5 separate regions of the Homo sapiens genome follow, and all the other regions are linked to region 2. The links are chromatin contacts, found by Hi-C or POLR2A ChIA-PET in ENCODE. All regions are on one chromosome and are shown on one strand. The core of a region is the stretch at or near the end of the contact, and the rest is flanking DNA. Distances in the headings are between cores, read along the strand shown. Region 1 holds the start of PFKFB4 (6-phosphofructo-2-kinase/fructose-2,6-biphosphatase 4). Region 2 holds the start of SMARCC1 (SWI/SNF related BAF chromatin remodeling complex subunit C1). Region 3 holds the start of TREX1 (three prime repair exonuclease 1). Region 4 holds the start of CCDC12 (coiled-coil domain containing 12). Region 5 overlaps SETD2 (SET domain containing 2, histone lysine methyltransferase).

Region 1 (2,755 bases), core at 233-2,732, 770 kb after region 2:
GGACTCACAGTGTGGCCAGAAATACACACACCCTTCCCCCAGGACTCATATCATGATCAAAGCCATGGCTCCAGGCTGCTGCAGCAGGATGAGCACAAAGAACTCTCCCCTTGCTTATCATACATAAGCAGAGGCAGGATCACAGGGAGACCCAGGCATGTCACTCAATCTCCTGATCTCCATTTCACTGTCTGTTAAACTAGATGTTCTCTGAGGTGCTGGACAAGCTGCAAATTCATTACAATGTTTCAGTTACTCCTAAAACAAATCTTTCTTTTCCTGGTAATAAAAAAGTTGCAGGCCAGGACCCACGCCTGTAATCTCAACACTTCGGAAGGCCGAGGCCAGAGGATCCACTTGAAGCCATGAGTTGGAGACCAGCCCAGACAACATAGCAAGACCCTGTCTCTACAAAAAAAAAGAAAAAAGAAAAAAAAAAGCTGGGTGTGGTGGCGCACCTATAATCCCAGCTAATCGGGAGGTTGAGGTGGGAGGATTGCTTGAGCCCAGAAGGTCGTGGCTGCAGTGAACTATGATCGCGCCACTGCACTTGCTCCAGCTTGGGCCACTGAGCGAGACTCATCTCTTAAAAAAAAAAAAAACTGCCAGCTCATTTAAGGACAGGCAGAAACTCAAGGAAGCGGTTTAAACACCTGGGACCCTAGGAGAGGTGAGCCCCTTAACAATTCCATGAATTTCAGCATTCTCCTAGCTGTTTCACTCTCCAGTTTTACTGTACACCCATGACCCCAGGTGGATACTTACATGTCCCGGGACACAGACACAGGCCCACACGGCATACTTTTCTGTCTCTATCCTGAGCACATCTCTGCTGAAGTTCCTGCCCAAGCTCAGCTTTAAGGCCAAGAGGCACCCTTCCTCCTGTTGGAAAACTAGCCCACCTTTGAAAGTTCTGGGCTCAGAGAGGCCAAGTAATTCACCTAGGGCCACACAGCTCAGTTCCAGTCCAACAACCCGGCCCACACTCCTTGGCCAGGAGAGAGGGAAGGGCCTGGGGTGCCCACAGGGTCCTCCCCAGACTGGGGGCGATGGGGATTGGAGAGGGAAGCGAGGGGGCCAGAGCCCTCCCCGAGGTGATGGTGGCCAGACCTAGCCACCGCCAAGCCGATATGCCCCCACACACCTGTCCCCGCCCCCTGCTCTGCCACACCTGTCTCTGGCCCACCACTGTCACGACCGCCTCACCTGTCCCCAGCAGCCTCCCCAGTCACGGCAACCTCACCTGTCCCCGGTTCCCCATCTGTCTCCCGCCCCTTCTCCATGCGAGACCCCCGCCCAGGCCGCCCTACCCACCCATCCCGGTGCACCTCCCACCTCCTCCCAGAGGACCCCGCCTCACCACCGCGCTGGCAAGCGTGCAGAGCGGGCCGCCCATTGCTGTATGGCATCCAGATCTTCTTCAGGGGGTTCTGTGTCAATTCCCGTGGGGACGCCATCCCGGGGCCGGGATGAGTCGGACTGCGCCGCTTCCAACCCAGCAGCCGGGCCACCTCGGGCCACCCGAGGTCCCGCCCCTTGGGCCCCGCCCCTCCTCAAGCCGCGACAGCCCATGTCTATCTTCCCGCAGGTCCCGCCCCAGAGTGAGTAGGCTCCGCCCCAGCTGAAAGGGGCCCGGCCTCCGACCACGCATGCCCAACTCACCTACCCGCCCGTTTTGGAACAAGTGGGCCCAGTTCTTCAGGCCAGGATCGAGAATGCGCATGCTCAACTCCGGATTGTACTGGTCCCGCCCCAGTTCAAGGCCCGGATTGTGCAGGCCCGCCCCGGATGCGCAAACTCAGCTCTCCCAACCTGCCCGCGCTGATTTGCATAGGCCCCACCTACGGGCTCCGCCCTGGCGCTGCATCCCTGAGCAGCGGCACGCGTGAATTCTGCTACCTCCTTGCTAGGGAGCCCAGGGCCCCCAGGAGGGAGGGGTTTTCATGCAGTGGGACGAGGCCTACGTGACCCGCACGGCCAGGTTGGTCAGAGCCGACAGGGGCCAGTAGGCCTGCAGTCCCAGCCGTCAACTCCGCTGCGCCCTCCTGCCCCTCCTCGGGGTCCCCCTTGACTGCTCCGAGCCCCGGGACTCTTCCGCCGTCCATAGGAGCATGCTCAACCACGCTGGAAAAGCTCTTTTACCTCATGGATAGAGACTCAAAACACATTTCAATATTGTTCCTCTTTCTTTGCTTTGGCTGCTGGGAGCAAATGCGTGGGACTTTTTTTTTTTGAGACGGAGTTTCGCTCCTGTTGCCCAGGCTGGAGTGCAATGGCGCTATCTTGGCTCACTGCAACCTCCGCCTCCCGGGTTCAAGGGATGCTCCTGCCTCGGGTTCCCAAGTAGCTGGGATTACAGGCGCCCACCACCACGCCCTGCTAATTTTTGTATTTTTAGTAGAGGCGGGATTTCACCACGTTGGCCGGGCTGGTCTCGAACTCCTGACCTCAGGTGATACGCCCTCCTCAGCCTTCCAAAGTGCTGGGATTACAGGCGTGAGCCACCGCGCCCGGCCGTGCGTGGCACTTAGTAACCAAGTACTTTGGGTACTCACTAAGCCCTGGGAGTATCTTAATCGTCTTTCCAGAATTTCATTTTTTACAATTTTTTTTTGATTTTTAGTATTTTGGTTTTTTTAACTAAAGTTTTACATATTTTTTGAAAATAATATGTTAATAACATTTTCTCTTCAGGAAAATGGGATGTGCACATTGTCTATCTTACAGTATTACAGTATAAATTAAGTATGTCAAT
Region 2 (2,866 bases), core at 253-2,752:
GAACTCCTGACCTCAGGTGATCCACCCGCCCGGCCTTCCAAGCCGCGCCCGGCCAGAAATGGTCATTTCTGAATGTACCACGTGTAATGCCAAAGGAACCCAAGATCCCTGCCCATGCCTAATAACTGCCAAACACTGACAGGCTTCACTGAGCTGCTGAGGCCAAAAAAATAGGTTCCTAAACTAGTTTATGTTTTCATTCATTCAACAAATATTTACTAAGCAGCCACTAAGGGTAAGGCAATAAGTATCAGCCACGTTCCCGGATACACTGCAGTGAACAAAGCCCTTGCTTCAGTGCTATGATTCTCAATAGGAGAAAGTACAGAACTAAAGAGGGTGATAGGAAAACTTCAGAGGCTGGGGAGCCTTTTCGGCTACCTGCTTCATTACACCCTTTAAGGGAGTCCTCCTGAATATTTACACAAAAGGGAAGTTGGAAAAAAAAAAAACATTTGTTATAAACAAAGGATTAAGTCAAAACTTTGAAAACTACTGACTCGGCGGAACTTCCGTTCCAAAGGTAGGAGAAATCAGTAAATGAATAATTTCAAAATGTGGTAAACACTACGAAGAAAATAAAGGTGACACAAGAAAAGTGCTCTAATAAAAACTGGGTTCTTGGGGAAGGCCTCCCTTTAGAACACTTTACGTACAAGCGACCATCAACTCTCACGCCACACAGAACCAGAAGCACGATGAGGTAGAACCGTCGTTAATAGTTCTCATCCATCCTAGAATTCATATTGCCTGTTATTAATTAACGAATACAATCATCCCAGTCGTTTAGCAATTCAACAACAGGTAGCAAACCCCCTCGAGACTTTGAATACGCTCTAAACAAAACTTGAAGCTGCTTTTACCACGCTTGCTCGGTCTTTAGGGATCATTGTTCACACACCTAAGGCAGCTGACAAAAGAGAGAGAGTCACACTCGCTTAGTGGCTGAGCTCGACCTGCTCTGGCACACGAGACTGAGCAGGGGCTTTCACCATGGGTGCGTAGGCTCAGAGGAGAGAGCCCCGAACCCCAGTCAGGCCCCGGGATCGCGGGCGCCCAGAGCGGGCGGCGGGGGCGTGGCGGGCCCGGCGCCTGCCTTTGTTGTCCCTCGTGGCGTGCGGGGGGGAGGGGCGGCCCGAGGCCCGCGAGGCCAGCTGCCGCCTCCGGCCCCGGTCGCGTGGTCTCCCGGCCCCCACGGGCGCGCGAACCCACCTTCTTGTAGTGCTTGCCCAGCCAGACCCGCACCGAATCCAGCTGGGACACCGTCTCCGGGCTCTCCCAAAACTTGGTGGCCGGGCCCCCATCCTTCCGTCGATAAACAGCTAGGCCTGCGGCTGCCGCCGCAATCCCCGAGCCCGTGGCGCCTACCGCTGTCCCCGGCCCGCCGCCGCCCGCCGCTGCGGCCATCGTCGCAGCCCGTCGTCCCCACAGCCTGGCCCACCCCGGCCCTCGCGGTGTTTCCCGGTCGTTCCCGCGCGCACCCCCGCGCGCGTAGCCGCCACTGCCGCTTCCCGGCCCCGCCCAGCCAACCCTCTTCCGGCGCGGACGCCCGGCCCCGCCCCATCTGGGAACTGGCACTGTATCTGACGCGAGCCAGCGCACGCGCATGCGTAGCACTCGTGCGGCCGTGCCTTGGAATAGCACGTCCTGCGGCCTCAGCCGCCTCTTCCGCCATCCTCCGTAGGCTGCATTCTGCCCTAGTGAGCGCCGGTTTTTGAGCCTTGCTCTTCCCTCGCTACCGACGTCGAATCATTATGCGGTCAACAACCGCAGGTGGGTTATGTGTCATAGCCCGCCTCCGCTGGAGGGAAAAGGCCTGGTGCGAGAAATGCCCAAGGGAAAGCCTGTCTAGGGTATCGAGTGCTGGCCGAGGGCCCTGCACCCGGACTGGGACTGCGCCGGGCCCCGCTTTCCCTCAGGCCCTCCACCCCCAGCGGCCCGGCGGCATTTGTGAACAGCCATCTGGGACTCCCACGCCTAGGCTTTTCGGCTTCACAGACCTTCCACTCCCTCAGGGGTCCAGCCACAGCGGCTCATTCCTGCCCCAGGGGCCCTTGCACTGGCTCTTTCGAGACCTCAGCAGGTCTTCCCTTCTGATTTGCACTTACGAGACGCGTTCAGATTCACTGCTTCAAAGGACTTCAGAAAGTAGTTGTCAGATCTTAACAATCTTGAACAACTGTTCACACCCATACACTTTCTGCATAGCGCTCACCACGACCCGGCGTTTCTAGTTTCTCATTTACCTTCCACATAAATTACATGAGAACCTAATCTTAACTTGTTCACAGGTGTATCCTGAACACCTGAGACAAGGAACAGATGTACAGTAAATACTTGATGAGTTAATGAATGGCCCACATAGAAGCCGAAAATTTTTAAATTATTAACAAGGTATATTGGCCGGGTGCGGAGCACTTTGGGAGGCTGAGGCGGGAGGATCAATTGAGCCCAGGAGCTCTAGACCACCACACCCATCCCCGTCTCTACAAAAAATACAAAAATCAGCCAGCGTTGTGTTGCAAGCCTGTGGTCCTAGCCTCTTGGAGGGCTGAGGTGGGAGGATCCCTTGAGCTGGGGAGATGGAGGCTGCAGTGAGCTATAATCGCGCCACTCACTACACTTCAGCTTGGGCGACAGAGCGAAACCCTGTTTCAGAAACATAAAAAGTATGACTGGCCATAATGGAGTTGTGAACATAATGCTATATGATCGCAGAGAAGCAAGTAACTAATTGCTTGTGAGAACGTGACTAACTGCTGGTAAGTTTCTGAGATCTTTTAAAAATGAGGGTGTGTACATGTTTTCAGGATCTCCTGAGGGCTGTGTCACGGACAGTAAAATATATTAAATAAAAAAGTTAATA
Region 3 (3,078 bases), core at 579-3,078, 680 kb after region 2:
TGGTGACACATGAGTGCTTGTCCTGGGTCTTCCCTGGGAAGGTCCCACACCACTTCTTGGACCCCATTTGTGCAGACAAACAGTTGCTGAAGCAAGTGAACTCTTATAGAAGCTTAAGAAAACCCTCGCAGGGACTGGTCTCCTTCTGCCCAGGATGGAACCAATCTGTTCTTGTTCTAGGTGGTGTGGCTCCTGGCTAAGCTTGGTGTGCAGAGCCCCTTGCCCCCAGTCACTGGCTCCAACTGCCAGTGTAATGTGGAGGTGAGTGGGTAGGGGCCAACAGCTGGCAGCTCTGGTGGTAAGGGGGCCCCGTGCAAGGACTGTAGGCCCCACTGCAAACCCCCTCACGTGAGGTGGCTAGGCTGAGCGGATTGTTAGGGTGCAGGCCATGGTGGCACCAGGCCTCAGTCTGCACCCCCCCTCTCTCAGGTGGTCAGAGCGCTCACGGTGATGTTGCACAGACAGTGGCTGACAGTGCGGAGGGCAGGGGGACCCCCAAGGACCGACCAGCAGAGGCGGACAGTGCGCTGTCTGCGGGACACGGTGCTGCTGCTGCACGGCCTATCGCAGAAGGACAAGCTCTTCATGATGCACTGCGTGGAGGTCCTGCATCAGTTTGACCAGGTGATGCCGGGGGTCAGCATGCTCATCCGAGGGCTTCCTGATGTGACGGACTGTGAAGGTAAGCCTGCCAGAGGCCATCCTGCCCAGCCCCCATGGCTTCTTCCAGAGGTTCCCCAACAAGTCAGATTCCTGGGTGTCCCCTCAGCAGGCCCCCGCCCACTGCAGCCTGTTCCAGCACTGGGGCCATTTTCTTTTATCTTCCTGCCTCAGTTCTTCTCCAAGCATATTGGGATGCCTTTTGCATCTATCTGTTGAGTGTGCCTGGCAGAGCCACGGTTTTTCCAGAAATAGCCGTGTCTGAATTGCCTTTGTATCACTTTGTTTGCAGTAGCTGAGGGAGCAGGGCCTGGGTGTGGAAGGGACTGGTTAGTTCCTGCGGACGTTGGGGGAGGAGAGGTGGGACCTGCCCTAGGCCCTGGCACCTTTGGGCCCTCACCAGGAACCTCTCCTTTTTGTCTCAGAGGCAGCCCTGGATGACCTCTGTGCCGCGGAAACCGATGTGGAAGACCCCGAGGTGGAGTGTGGCTGAGGCCCTGAGTGTCCAGCCACATGGTGGCACCAGCACCACTCCTTTCCTTACCACATCAACTGATTAAAGCAGTGACCAGCAGGAACTGCCCAGAGAACTGGCTGGCCTTGTTTCCTGAGTCTGATCTGTTTGGCGGAGTGGGAGGGGTGGAGCAGGACCCGGACCCTGAGTGGCTGGGATCCTTCTTCCTGTCCCTGGCTGTTGCTGAGCCCGTCCCCATGGTAACTGATCTGCCTTGAGGAAGGAGCCCTGCCCTGCCTGTGGAATTGTCCTGAGTCATTGCTTTGGGCTGGGGCCATGGGAAGAAACCATTGTGTGGCAGGGAAGGAGGTGGCTCTTGGCCCAGGCCTAAACCAGGAAAGCCTGGGAAACTGGGACCCACAGGTGGGCATGAAAGGGCCGCAGCAGGGGCTCCCAGCAGTGTGTAAGACCGGGAGCTGGTCTGGCACCACTGCCCTGGTCCTTCCAGCTGCCTGTCACTGGTATGATGGCCCCGGTGCATTGTGCCACCAGCAGGCCACAGCTGTGGATCTTGGAAGGCCTCTGGGGTCCCCCGGGAGCAGGGGAGTGGGTGTGGGGGGGAACGGATGGTGGTGAGAGGGACAGACCAGGCAGGCTGACGAGCAGGGCGGGCCTGGCTCACGTGGGCCTGTAGGCGGGCCCACGCCAAGTTTCACTTCCCGCCACTGCTGCCAGCGAGAGCCGCGGGAGAGTGTGCAGCCGAGTCACTACTGCCTGCCTGCCTGCCTGCTACGGTGAGTGTGGCCCCCACAATGGGATGGCGCAGGGCAGGAGGGCCATGGGTTCCCCCACCCCAGACTAAGGGGGCACTAGGGGAGGGGCCGAGTCATGTGAAGAGGGAGACCCTCTCAGACAGTCGAATGTGCTGGTCCCACTAAGGAAACCACCTCACCCTCTCCAACTTCCTGCCTGAAAATGGGCCCTGGAGCTCGCAGACAGGGCAGGATTGTGCAGGGAAGGCCTGAGATGTGCTTCTGCCCACCCCCTACCCCACTCCCTCCCCTTCGGATCTTAACACTGGGCACTCACACACCCACCCCATGCTCCTCTCCAGGCTCAGCAGCAGGTACGTACCCAACCATGGGCTCGCAGGCCCTGCCCCCGGGGCCCATGCAGACCCTCATCTTTTTCGACATGGAGGCCACTGGCTTGCCCTTCTCCCAGCCCAAGGTCACGGAGCTGTGCCTGCTGGCTGTCCACAGATGTGCCCTGGAGAGCCCCCCCACCTCTCAGGGGCCACCTCCCACAGTTCCTCCACCACCGCGTGTGGTAGACAAGCTCTCCCTGTGTGTGGCTCCGGGGAAGGCCTGCAGCCCTGCAGCCAGCGAGATCACAGGTCTGAGCACAGCTGTGCTGGCAGCGCATGGGCGTCAATGTTTTGATGACAACCTGGCCAACCTGCTCCTAGCCTTCCTGCGGCGCCAGCCACAGCCCTGGTGCCTGGTGGCACACAATGGTGACCGCTACGACTTCCCCCTGCTCCAAGCAGAGCTGGCTATGCTGGGCCTCACCAGTGCTCTGGATGGTGCCTTCTGTGTGGATAGCATCACTGCGCTGAAGGCCCTGGAGCGAGCAAGCAGCCCCTCAGAACACGGCCCAAGGAAGAGCTATAGCCTAGGCAGCATCTACACTCGCCTGTATGGGCAGTCCCCTCCAGACTCGCACACGGCTGAGGGTGATGTCCTGGCCCTGCTCAGCATCTGTCAGTGGAGACCACAGGCCCTGCTGCGGTGGGTGGATGCTCACGCCAGGCCTTTCGGCACCATCAGGCCCATGTATGGGGTCACAGCCTCTGCTAGGACCAAGCCAAGACCATCTGCTGTCACAACCACTGCACACCTGGCCACAACCAGGAACACTAGTCCCAGCCTTGGAGAGAGCAGGGGTACCAAGGATCTTCCTCC
Region 4 (2,552 bases), core at 47-2,546, 810 kb before region 2:
ATTACAGGCACCAGCCATTGTGCCCGGCCCTCGTTCCCAATTTCTAAGGCCCACCCTTAGTTAGAAATAAATCTTTTCTTTTTTTTTTTTTTTTTTTTTTGAGACGGAGTCTCGCTCTGTCGCCCAGGCTGGAGTGCAGTGGCAGGATCTCGGCTCACTGCAAGCTCCGCCTCCTGGGTTGACGCCATTCTCCTGCCTCAGCTTCCCAAGTAGCTGGGACCACAGGCACCCGCCACCACGCCCGGCTAATTTTTTTGTATTTTTAGTAGAGACAGAGTTTCACCGTGTTAGCCAGGATGGTCTCGATCTCCTAACCTCGTGATCCGCCCACCTCGGCCTCCCAAAGTACTGGGCGCGTGAGCCACCGCGCCCGGCTAAATCTTTTATTTTCGATTTTTTTTTTTTTTTTTTTTTTGAGACGGAGTCTCGCTCTGTTGCCCAGGCTGGAGTACAGTGGCGAGATCTCGGCTCACTACAACCTCTGCCTCCCAGGCTCAAGCGGTTCTCCTGCCATAGCCTCCCGAGAAGCTGGGATTACAGGCGCGCACCACCACGCCCGGCTAATTTTTGTATTTTTAGTAGAGGCGGGGTTTCACCATGTTACCCAGCCTGGTCTCGAACTACTAACCTCAAGTGATCCGCCTGCCTCGGCCTCCCAAAGCACTGGGATTACAGGCGTGAGCCACCGTGCCCGGCCTCTTTTTGATTTTTGCACGAAACGACTCCGGCTGTATACCCACTGCTGTCACTTGCTGCCCTGTCCAAGGAGTGCTGCCGGACTGGGGAGTCTGTCTGACTCAGAATCGAAGGCGGGGGTTAAAGACCAGCTAGGCCATAGAGGAACGGAACAAATCACGCCTAACCCAACAAGCATCTGAACCTACAGGCAGCCCTAGATACCTACACGAGCAACACCCGGGAAGCAGGAGTCAGATGGACTGCGGGTCGCTGACCACTGCCTTGCCCACCCCCGCGCATGCGCGACGACCGCACCAGCGCCAGAGGAGTCCCACGCCAAGCAGCCCCAGACATCGTGGGAGGGCGCCGTCTTCTCGCGCATGCGTTAGCGCCCGCGCATGCGCGCCCTCGGCAGCTGTCTTTCCTTATTAGCCCTTTGCTCTCCTCAAGCGCGACCCGGACCCCGAACGCTGGACGCCTCAACTGCGACCCTCACTCCACACTTCTCACCTTGCGCCCGGTTTTCTCCCGTAGGGCCTTCAGCCGTTCCTTTCGCCGCAACGCCTCTTCCTCTAGCCGGCCCACACCAGCCGTAGTTGCCTCCATCTTGCCCGCGTACGCCCCTCCTTTTCTCCCGTCTTGCATCGCGCAGGCCTAAGGAGAGTGGATAAATGTCTCGCGGCCAATCCAAGGACGAGAATGAGAGACTGGGAGGTCCTGAAAGCCAATCAATGCGGGGTTATTATGGGCGAGCCCTCCCCGCCTTGCCCCGCCCCGCCCCGCCCCGCCCTTATTCTTCCGGACAACTTGCCTAGTGGGTGGGGAGCCAGCAAAAAAAAAAAAGAAAAAAAAAAAAGCTAAGGCTCGATTTATCCAACGCTGATCAGTGAAAGAGCAGCAAGTGGAATTCAGACCTGAGAGAAGGAGAAAAGAGTGCGTCGATCGCTCCGGTTTTGCCCAAGTACTAACCACACTAATCACTCCATGCTGGCCTCTTGGAATGCCCTGACTCATCCTTGTCCACTTGACCTGACAAGGCTCGAATGCCTTCAAGAAACCTTCCCTGGGCCGGGCGCGGTGGCTCACGCCTGTAATCCCAGCACTTTGGGAGGCCGAGGAGGGCGGACCACGAGGTCAGGAGATGGAGACCATCCTGGCCAACATGGTGAAACTCCATCTCTACTAAAAATACAAAAATTAACTGGGCGTGGTGGCGCGTGCCTGTAATCCCAGCTACTCGGGAGGCTGAGGCAGGAGAATCGCTTGAACCAGAGAGGCGGAGGTTGCAGTGAGCCGAGATCGTGCCACTGCACTCCAGCCTGGCAGCAGAGCAAGACTCCGTCTCAAAAAAAAAAAAAAAAAAAAAAAAGCCTTCCCTGATCCTCCACTTCGATCCCACCCTAATACAAGGTATGACTTACACCTCTGCAGCTGTCAGTGGCTCCCCGGACTCACCTGACAAGCGCCCCTAAGCCCCTCTGTGACCACTCTCAGCTCAGACAAAGCCTGCACAGTGAGGGGGACCTGACTGTATGGCTGTTTCCCTCTGGACTCAAAGATGATCCCCTCTCATTCCCATCCCCTCCTGGAGCAGCAAAGTCCTCAGGGTCAAGTTACCTTTCCCGGGGAAGAGCAAACCCCAACCTGGGTCCAGTGGGCCTCAAGTACTGCCCCCAATCCCCAGCTTAGAAAGACTTGGGGTGGCCTCGACTGCAAGTCGCCACAAGATTCATGGCTACCCAGCAGAAGCTGCCAGAGTCTTCTTTCCTGCATGAACTAGAGTGTCCTGATAACCGCGAGACCACTTAGGCTGAAGTCAAGATATTCTTTCAGTATGTGGGGGTCCCCAAAGCCACACCCCCTCTCACTTGGGA
Region 5 (2,918 bases), core at 237-2,736, 740 kb before region 2:
CACAACAACAAAACCCACCCCTCCTATTGGTTTTGAACAGACCAATCACGAAAGCATATGTTATGGGCACTAACAACAGAATGCAAAGAGAGGCCGGGCGTGGTGGCTCACATCTATAATCCCAGCACTTCAGGAGGCCAAGGCAGGCAGATCACCTGTGGTCAGGAGTTCAAAACCAGCCTGGCCAACATGGTGAAACCCTGTCTCTACTACAAATACAAAAATTAGCCGGGCGTGGAGTGCACATCTGTAGTCCCAGCTACTCGGGAGGCTAAGGCAGGAGAATTGCTTGAACCCAGGAGGCAGAGGTTACAGTGAGCCGAGATTGTACCACTGCACTCCAGCCCGGGCAACAGAGTGAGACTCCGTCTCATTTAAAAAAAAAAGGCAAAGAGAACAAGAGAGGCCCTGAAGCGATCATAGTAATGGGTGTTTTGAACACCCATCACAATTCTTGGCCATATATCTCCCTCAAATGAGTAAGTAGTTAGTATGCATCTGAGTCTCTCAATGTCTAAAAAAGGCCATTCTTTTTTTTTTTTTTTTTTTTTTTTTTGAAAAGGGATTCAGGGTTGTAATGGGATTATTTTTTATATTTTTTTATTTTATTATTATTATACTTTAAGTTTTAGGGTAGATGTGCACAACGTGCAGGTTTGTTACATATGTATACATGTGCCATGTTGGTGTACTGCACCCATTAACTCGTCATTTAGCATTAGGTATATCTCCTAATGCTATCCCTCCCCCCTCCCCCCCACCCCACAACAGTCCCCAGAGTGTGATGTTCCCCTTCCTGTGTCCATGTGTTCTCGTTGTTCAATTCCCACCTATGAGTGAGAACGTGCGGTGTTTGGTTTTTTGTCCTTGCGATAGTTTGCTGAGAATGATGATTTCCAGTTTCATCCATGTCCCTACAAAGGACATGAACTCATCATTTTTTATGGCTGCATAGTATTCCATGGTGTATATGTAAAAAGGCCATTCTTTCTCCCTGACTTCATCTCTACACCTTGATACATGCATAGTCACTCACTTATTTTTCAGAATAAAGAAAAAAGAATCCCAAGACCATGCGGGATGGTCTTGGACGGACTCCCAAATGATCAGGAAATACATGTGTAAGCCACACTCACCTTCATGGGGTTTTCATCATATGTTGGAGTTCCCAGGTCCATCTCAGCTTCATGCTCAAGGCTGGCATCATCTCCTGGGCTTTCCCAAGTAGGAGGATCCCACTGAGTCTGCCTAGAAAGAGACAAAAACAGCCATGCTGTCAGGGCTAGGAAACAGAGAATCCTGACATAAACATCACTGCTCATACATACATAAAATACAACATACAATAAGACATAGAATAAGTCAGCTCCATGAGTTAAAGACAAACTTTTTCTATCTTCCTAACAGCAATGATTCTAGCACAGAGATATGCCCCTCTTCAATGACTGTATTTCTGTGGGCAATGATGTGGCAACACTGACTGGGTGTCAAAGAGAGCAGTAAACCCAAACATCCTGTCTGTCTCTCACCTGACTCTTAATGTCATGCAAATAAGACTGGGCAAAGCCTAAAATGTACAGGAAATAGGTCCCTGCCTATGTCACCCCTCTGTAGATGAAGAGGTAAACAGTGACTGTACCTAGCATATAAATGGAGCAAAATAAATCATGTAACACCTCTCACAGTCCTTGACCACGTGAGAAAATTATCCCTTGCTTTAGGAGTTTTCTTTTTAATAGTTCTGCCCCTCTGGTTTAATGACTGACAAGAAAAATACGTACAGGTTAAAAACTTGTACCCCTGGCCAGGCATGGTGGCTCATGCCTGTACTCCCAGCACTTTGGGAGGCTGAGGCAGGTGGATCACCTGAGGTCAGGAGTTCGAGACCAGCCTGGCCAACACGGTGAAACCCCATCTCTACTATAAATACAAAAAATTTGCCAGTCGTGGTGGCGGGCGCCTGTAATCCCAGCTACTCAGGAGGCTGAGTCAGTAGAATAACTTCAACCTGGGAGGCGGAGGTTGCAGTGAGCCAAGATCGTGCCATTGCACTCCAGCCTGGGCAACAAGAGTGAAACTCTGTCTTAAAAAACAAACAAAAAAAAAAACAAAAACTTGTACCCTCTGCTAAAAATATTCCCGACCGACTGCAAAAAGAAGGTTTCGGCCATGTTAACCCTTTAAATGTTTACAGTCATTTTGAAAATAAGCAAGCAAAGATTTTTCTTTTTTAAAAAAGATCTGTAGGATAAAAAGTGGAAGTAAGGATATTCACGTTCAGGAGTCTGAAGCCAGCTGTAACAGAGAATGTTATGAGGACAGTGACTTAAAATGTCAAAAGCCTCAAAGGATCTAACAAATCTGGCAGGTCAGTCTTGTCACTACAGTCTTCTGCTTTACCACCACATCAATCTTCAGTCAACAACATAACAACATTAAAGACACTTGATATAAATCAGTGTATATACATATATATAGACTATTGTAAAAATAGGCTTACCTCTGACCTATGGAACTCATTTATTTTAAAAGGCTCAAGATTTCTACCATAATAAAAGAACCACAAGCAGCTAAGGATGTTATTATAGAAACTGAACAAATATATACATGTCTGTTCTTAGCTACCAGATAAAGAAAACCTAGAAAAGATGGGAAAGGTACACATATAAATAAGAAATACAAACTTTTTTTTTTTTTTATTCTGATATGGAGTCTCGCTCTGTGACCCAGGCTGGAGTGCAATGGCGTGATCTCAGCTCACTGCAACCTCTGCCTCCTGGGTTCAAGTGATTCTCCTGCCTCAGCCTCCTGAGTAGCTGGGATTACAGGTGCGTGTCACCACGCCCAGCTAATTTTTGTATTTTTAGTATAGGTGAGGTTTCACCATGTTGGTCAGGCTGGTTTCAAACTCCTGACCT

What was found. A loop is a pair of places that touch in the nucleus more often than their neighbours do. ChIA-PET counts read pairs that join two places held with the same protein, here RNA polymerase II (POLR2A). Pooled maps may share reads with other maps.
Region 1: a loop to region 2 is called in a map of CD4-positive, alpha-beta T cell, with 7 times the contacts of the local background. The contact joins the promoter of PFKFB4 here to the promoter of SMARCC1 in region 2. A Hi-C loop is called at or near these places in 1 of 168 maps with a recorded cell type or tissue (CD4-positive, alpha-beta T cell), 2 of 37 single-sample maps with no recorded cell type and 7 of 50 pooled maps.
Region 3: a loop to region 2 is called in a pooled map, with 4 times the contacts of the local background. The contact joins the promoter of TREX1 here to the promoter of SMARCC1 in region 2. A Hi-C loop is called at or near these places in 1 of 37 single-sample maps with no recorded cell type and 7 of 50 pooled maps. POLR2A ChIA-PET finds 5 or more read pairs at or near these places in 1 of 52 experiments (HepG2).
Region 4: a loop to region 2 is called in a map of B cell, with 13 times the contacts of the local background. The contact joins the promoter of CCDC12 here to the promoter of SMARCC1 in region 2. A Hi-C loop is called at or near these places in 2 of 168 maps with a recorded cell type or tissue (B cell and naive thymus-derived CD4-positive, alpha-beta T cell), 7 of 37 single-sample maps with no recorded cell type and 15 of 50 pooled maps. POLR2A ChIA-PET finds 5 or more read pairs at or near these places in 2 of 52 experiments (BJ and PC-9).
Region 5: a map of natural killer cell shows a loop between it and region 2 (8-fold over the local background). The contact joins the enhancer-like site here to the promoter of SMARCC1 in region 2. A Hi-C loop is called at or near these places in 1 of 168 maps with a recorded cell type or tissue (natural killer cell) and 1 of 50 pooled maps. POLR2A ChIA-PET finds 5 or more read pairs at or near these places in 2 of 52 experiments (OCI-LY7 and activated CD4-positive, alpha-beta memory T cell).

Annotation. Positions count from the first base shown.
Region 1 is chr3:48,555,321-48,558,075 of GRCh38, forward strand. PFKFB4 (6-phosphofructo-2-kinase/fructose-2,6-biphosphatase 4) reads right to left here and starts at 1,483. Exons shown (of 14, transcript NM_004567.4): 1 at 1,361-1,483. The coding sequence starts at 1,457. RefSeq lists enhancers at 1,886-1,975, 2,106-2,195.
Region 2 is chr3:47,780,391-47,783,256 of GRCh38, forward strand. SMARCC1 (SWI/SNF related BAF chromatin remodeling complex subunit C1) reads right to left here and starts at 1,503. Exons shown (of 28, transcript NM_003074.4): 1 at 1,213-1,503. The coding sequence starts at 1,407. RefSeq lists silencers at 977-1,216, 1,397-1,616, 2,027-2,076, 2,187-2,246 and an enhancer at 1,449-1,743.
Region 3 is chr3:48,464,402-48,467,479 of GRCh38, forward strand. It overlaps TREX1 (three prime repair exonuclease 1), which reads left to right and starts at 1,829. Exons shown (of 2, transcript NM_033629.6): 1 at 1,829-1,908; 2 at 2,229-3,078. The coding sequence starts at 2,255. It overlaps ATRIP (ATR interacting protein), which reads left to right. Exons shown (of 13, transcript NM_130384.3): 11 at 181-261; 12 at 430-682; 13 at 1,086-3,078. The coding sequence ends at 1,153. ATRIP-TREX1 (ATRIP-TREX1 readthrough) reads left to right here. Exons shown (of 15, transcript NR_153405.1): 12 at 181-261; 13 at 430-682; 14 at 1,086-1,908; 15 at 2,229-3,078. RefSeq lists enhancers at 1,055-1,144, 1,757-2,638, 2,225-2,424, 2,639-3,078.
Region 4 is chr3:46,975,449-46,978,000 of GRCh38, forward strand. It overlaps CCDC12 (coiled-coil domain containing 12), which reads right to left and starts at 1,297. Exons shown (of 7, transcript NM_001277074.2): 1 at 1,189-1,297. The coding sequence starts at 1,284. RefSeq lists enhancers at 1-483, 484-1,185, 1,010-1,319, 1,889-2,552 and a silencer at 1,410-1,549.
Region 5 is chr3:47,036,530-47,039,447 of GRCh38, forward strand. SETD2 (SET domain containing 2, histone lysine methyltransferase) reads right to left here. Exons shown (of 21, transcript NM_014159.7): 18 at 1,137-1,248. Among named protein-coding and RNA genes, the nearest start is that of NBEAL2, 58 kb to the left of the region's middle. Within about 2 kb of position 1,487, at least 5 of the 41 ENCODE cell types and tissues checked have a DNase peak (open chromatin) inside an H3K27ac peak, as active enhancers do; they include OCI-LY7 and natural killer cell, where a contact is called at or near this core.